Linked DNA regions of Homo sapiens: region 2 is linked to region 1. Evidence: chromatin loops called from intact Hi-C (ENCODE). Cell type or tissue: OCI-LY7. All regions are shown on one strand. Region 1 overlaps SSBP2 (single stranded DNA binding protein 2). Region 2 overlaps SSBP2 (single stranded DNA binding protein 2).

Evidence for each region. Peaks named below come from ENCODE experiments on the same cell type or tissue, not always from the same donor. Only the 100,000 strongest peaks of a DNase experiment are listed, where the experiment ranks them.
Region 2: a loop joins it to region 1, with 5 times the contacts of the local background. A loop is called at or near these places in 3 of 110 quality-filtered maps.

The regions. Positions count from the first base shown.
Region 1 is chr5:81,629,844-81,632,343 of GRCh38, reverse strand. All of the region lies in intron 3 of SSBP2 (single stranded DNA binding protein 2), which reads left to right. Among named protein-coding and RNA genes, the nearest start is that of SSBP2, 120 kb to the left of the region's middle. In OCI-LY7, no CTCF peak of the experiment used is centred here; a DNase peak (open chromatin) is centred at 1,063; H3K4me3 peaks cover 876 bases; H3K27ac peaks cover 2,349 bases.
Region 2 is chr5:81,518,738-81,521,237 of GRCh38, reverse strand. All of the region lies in intron 4 of SSBP2 (single stranded DNA binding protein 2), which reads left to right. Among named protein-coding and RNA genes, the nearest start is that of ACOT12, 130 kb to the right of the region's middle. In OCI-LY7, no CTCF peak of the experiment used is centred here; a DNase peak (open chromatin) is centred at 1,527; H3K4me3 peaks cover 1,289 bases; H3K27ac peaks cover 1,841 bases.

The DNA.
Region 1 (2,500 bases):
ATGGAGTATTTTGCATTTGACTGGAAGAGAGGTTGGAATAGAAGACAGAATAGAAACGAAAGAAAAGTTTAGGGAATGTGCAAATAAAAGGAAGCGTTGTAAAAATTATAGTACATTTGTTCTTGGGCTGTTATTACACATTTAATAATGATGAACACTATATAATGACAAAAGAAATGCGTAAGACATTTTAACAAAGCAGGACATAGTGTTGCATGTACAGTGTAGCATAAATGGGTATTAAGAGAAAAAAAATAATTTGTTTTAATATGGTTGGATTACAGATGAGATTTTCTTTCTGCAAATATTTCCATTACTTATAAGTAGAGGTTTCCCCTCTATCTTCCCAATTTTCTACAGTATGATCATGGTGTGTGTGGAGTTGCAGGGTGAGGCAAGGAGAAAGGAAAACATGTGGATTCAGTGTCTCAGCTCCACTACTTATCATTTCAGCAAGGTTTTGTTGTTTTCAGTCTCAGTTTTACCATCTGTAAAATGATGATGAGTCAAATTGATCTAGGGTTCAAAAAATTAGTTCTTATTCTGATAGCTTTTCTTTTTCCTCTGCAAAATAGGATGTGAGGGTACTGAGGGTGGTGGTGGTGGTGATGATGATGATGAATTTTTAAGAGAGTGAAGGATAGTCTTTAAAGAAAAGTTTGAAATAATTCTAAGTAGACCCAGAGAAAGAACTGAGTAGGCGCACACACAAAATATTGCCAGGCAGTGTTTAAATCCTAGTTAATATTGTAGCTTATGAATGCATTGTGATGCCAGTATGCCCAGGAATGTGACTTTTCTGCAGCAGCAATTGGTAGTCCATGTATTTACATGGACAAGCTAGGTGGGGTGTTTTTTTTTTTTTTCCATTTCTTCTATTAAAAGAATTTCTTACTCAGTACGGTTTACACTCGTCTCTTAGCATCTTTAAGAGGAAAAAACAAAAGCTCTCTTTGAGTGCCATGCACGTGGTTTCCTTGGAACGTTATTTAATGCCATCATGTTTTTAATCTTTCTCCTGAAAGCATGCCATACTAGAAGTCCTATGGTGAGTGGAACCGCACTTGGTCAGTTGTGGTTGTGGGTTTCCCCTGTTTGTCTCACATATGTAGGGCAGGAACAGGTGCGGTCTTTTGGTTCAGAGTTGTTCCAACGGTTCACTACAGTTAAGCACCATCATTATGCTGTTTTCCTGGGGTTTAAGACTGGCATTTTGTAAATAGTATAAAATTCAAATTTTCTTTTTATATAGTATTTATGATATCCAGATCTAGCCTGTCAATACTTAATTTTTTTTCCAAATGTAATTGAGTGTCCTCACCTGTTGACACCTTTTCATTTTGTGTGTTTCCAGTGAAGTCTACAAATGGCATAAGAGACCATTTTAGGAGTCTGACTTGGATCAGTGGGTTAACAAAGTGACGATTTTAAGAGTGTTCTATTGTAGCATTAATTTTGTTTCTTACACCTCTTTCTCTTTTACATGCTTTCTCATGAATTTAACTTATTCCTACACTGTAGATGTTTGGTAATAACTTACTCAATACTTTGGCTTTTTGCTTCTGTAGCTTTTTTTTTTTTTTTAACCTTAGCTGTCAGACGGTGCAGCTTTTAAATGTGCCATTTTTTTCCTTTTTCTGTGGCTCTTAGATTCAGGGGATCCCTTCTTCCATGGCGTTGGTATTTTAAATAACTTAATTTTTACTCAGCTGTAGATACCAAATAAGTAAGTAATGGGCACATAAATATTTTTAGATTATATTTGTTCAGTTTAAATCTAGTACATGCTAAATATATAGGTACAGTTTTTTAATGTTTTATATTTTTTCCCCTAAAGCTACTGACATACTCTTTGAGATGCCTCCTTCATCTATATAAATCAATGATTCTTAATAGTTTTGAAGTCATGGGGTCCTCTGAGAACTGATGAGAGCTATGGATCTCATCTTTCAGAAAAATGCCCAGATCTTAAGCTTCCCTGATTATTGTGTTTCGCTAGCCATTACCATGGGCTTTAAATCCAGCAGATGCCTGACCTTCTTATCCTTAACTCTTTCAACCTGGACTTCATAATCTGTGCCCTAGGTTAGGGATTCAGGACTCTAATAATTGTTGCCTTTTTATGTTGACCAGGAAAGCTGTTGCTGCTGTTGAGGTCTACATGATTAGGATAACATGCATTCTTCAGGAACTTACTGCTTGCTCATTTGCTCAACCTAAGAGTCCCTGCTGGATGGACCAGTTGTTAATTTTATGACTTCTTCTCATTTCCATTTTTTAATAGAATATTTTAAATTAGAATTGTTCTGTTGTTTAAGCCTTTTCACCAAATATTTACAGAGTGCAAAACTTGTTGTCCTCAAGGGAATAAATAGCAGGAAAGATAAACAATTTAAAAGTATTAAAGCAGAAGTATGTACTGGTTTAATAATAATGTATTATAGACTTGATATTTGCTAAGAGAGTAGATCTTAAATGTTCTTACCAGACACACACACGG
Region 2 (2,500 bases), 110 kb after region 1:
GGGAGATATAGAATAGGAAAAATAAGCTAGCTTCTTCATTTTTCATAGGTAAAGGCAAACAATATTGTTTGTCTTAACTTTAATACCTTTAAAGCATAGGATAAAGAAAGTTTTTTTTCTGATTTTAAAGGACATCTCATTAGATGCATTTTAGAAACTTTTCTACTAACAAGTAAAACAGTTAAATAAAATATAGCCATAAAGTTTAAAAATAAATGGATGGGAGATGATTTATTATGCAAACACAAAAGGAAAGCTGAGCTTGCAATATTAATTTTGGACAAAATAGATTCAAGGCAGTGATTACTAAACATGAAAAAGAAAGTGACTTAATAAAGGATAGAATCCACAGTAAAGATAAACATTGTGCTAATGAACATAGAATTAAAATATGTAAGGCAAACATTGGTAGAGGCACAAGGAGAAATGGACTGACAACAGTGTGGGCATTGTATATATATTTGAAAGAGCAAGGGACAAAAATTAGAGACAATATGAAGATATTAAACCAATAGATTAAAATGTAGACAGAGAATAAGGATATTTACTAAGTATCCATGGGAAATTATAACAATCATTGATTAGACCACAAAAAAAATTGTTTAATAAATTTCTAAATACAAAAATTGTATAATACATCTTACCTGGCCACAATTGGAAAACTAGAAAAAACAAATTAAAAAATAAAACCTCCAACTATTTGTGAATTAAAGCATATCTTTTATTACATCTGCAAACTTGATATTGGTATTCTCATTTTTTTCGTAAATCATTGAATTACTGTAATATTCATTGCCAGTTGCATTCAATAACTGGCAAATAAATTATAATCATTAGATGGCTTAAGAAAAAAATTGTGAACACCAATGTCAAACTTTGCAGATGCAACCAAGGGTAGATTCAGAGCCAAATTTGTAGTTTTATATTCTTTGCATTTTAAAAAGGGGAAAATAGACCAGGCGTGGTGGCTCACGCCTATAATCCCAGCACTTTGGGAGGCTAAGGTGGGTGGATCACTTGAGGTCAGGAGTTTGAGACCAGCCTGGCCAACATGGTGAAACCCTGTCTCTACTAAAAATACAAAAAATAGCTGGGCGTGGTGGCAAGTGCCTGTAGTCCCAGCTAATTGGGAGGCCGAGACAGGAGAATTACTTGAACCTAGGAGGCAGAGGTTACAGTGAGCCAAGACAGCACCACTGCACTCCAGCCTGGGCAACAGAGTGAGACTCCATCTCAAAAAAAAAAAAAGAGGGGGGAAAATAGCTACTAATTTAATTAAGATGTTTGAAAATAAATAAAACCTTTAAAAGGCTGGAGAATGCAAATAATTTGTTAAAAAGAAGTAAACATGTTAATGAAACAGAAAAAAAGTAAATTAATAGACCAATTCCTGGCAAAGATGATGAGAATGCTAATTCAGTTTAAGAGGGAGAAAATAAATCATCATCTCTGGGGGCCTACAATTCAGAAAGACAGTCCAGGGCAGGCGGGCAGACTCTGCTCCACGAAGTCATCCAGAGATTGAAACTAGCAGGTGCTCTGCCATTGTATAAGGCATCCTTTTTTTTTGGTCTGCATGGCAGAAATTAAATCTCTGAAACATTTGTGTTCCAGACAATAGGAGGAGAAAGAAAGGAGGGAGCATTACAAACAAGATCTTAAGACCAATGTTCTGGAAGTGACATGTGTCTCTTCTGCTCATATTCCATCAGTAAGAACCTGATTTTTGGTGAGAACACAGGGGACTGAGAAATGTAATATAGCTGGGATGCCATGTGCCTGGCTGGTAGAAGAAAGGAAAAACATATTTTTGTGGTCTACTTAGCAGTGTCTCTCACACCTGCTACAGTGGACCTTTATAAATTATGTAAAAGTAGTGTATATATGGATAAAACTAAATATTTCAGTGACATGAAGTGTTCTGAGAAAATGTAAATGAACCAAATTGAAGAAAAGAGAAGTAGAAAATATGAAAAGATAATAATTCTTTCCAACATTGCCTTTGTCTAAGGCAGTTTTACTGCTTTACTGCTGTGTCTTTTAACTTTCAATAAGTAGATAAATACCATATTATAGAAACTTCTTCAGAGCATTATAAAAAACAATTTGCCATCAATTCCTTTTGAAAAGGTAGAATAATCCTGATGCTCAAGCTTGAAAAATATAATACATCAAAGGACATTCTAGACCCATCTCATTGAGAATAGAGATGTAAAACTCCTACATAAAATATTACCAAATATAATTCAGTAGCCTATTAAATGCATCATGCATGATGATCAAGCATGACTTATCTCAGAAATACAATGAAGATTTAAGAAAACTATCAATATGTGATTACTTATATCATGCTTCCCAAAAGAAACACTAAATAATACTACTCCAAAAATGAAAAGGCAAAAAGCATATTTTCTTATTCCTGATTTCTTTGAAAATTGTTTTTTATAGTACTAGGCAAAGGATGATTTTTTAGTATGATAAATAATATGTCCTCAACCAA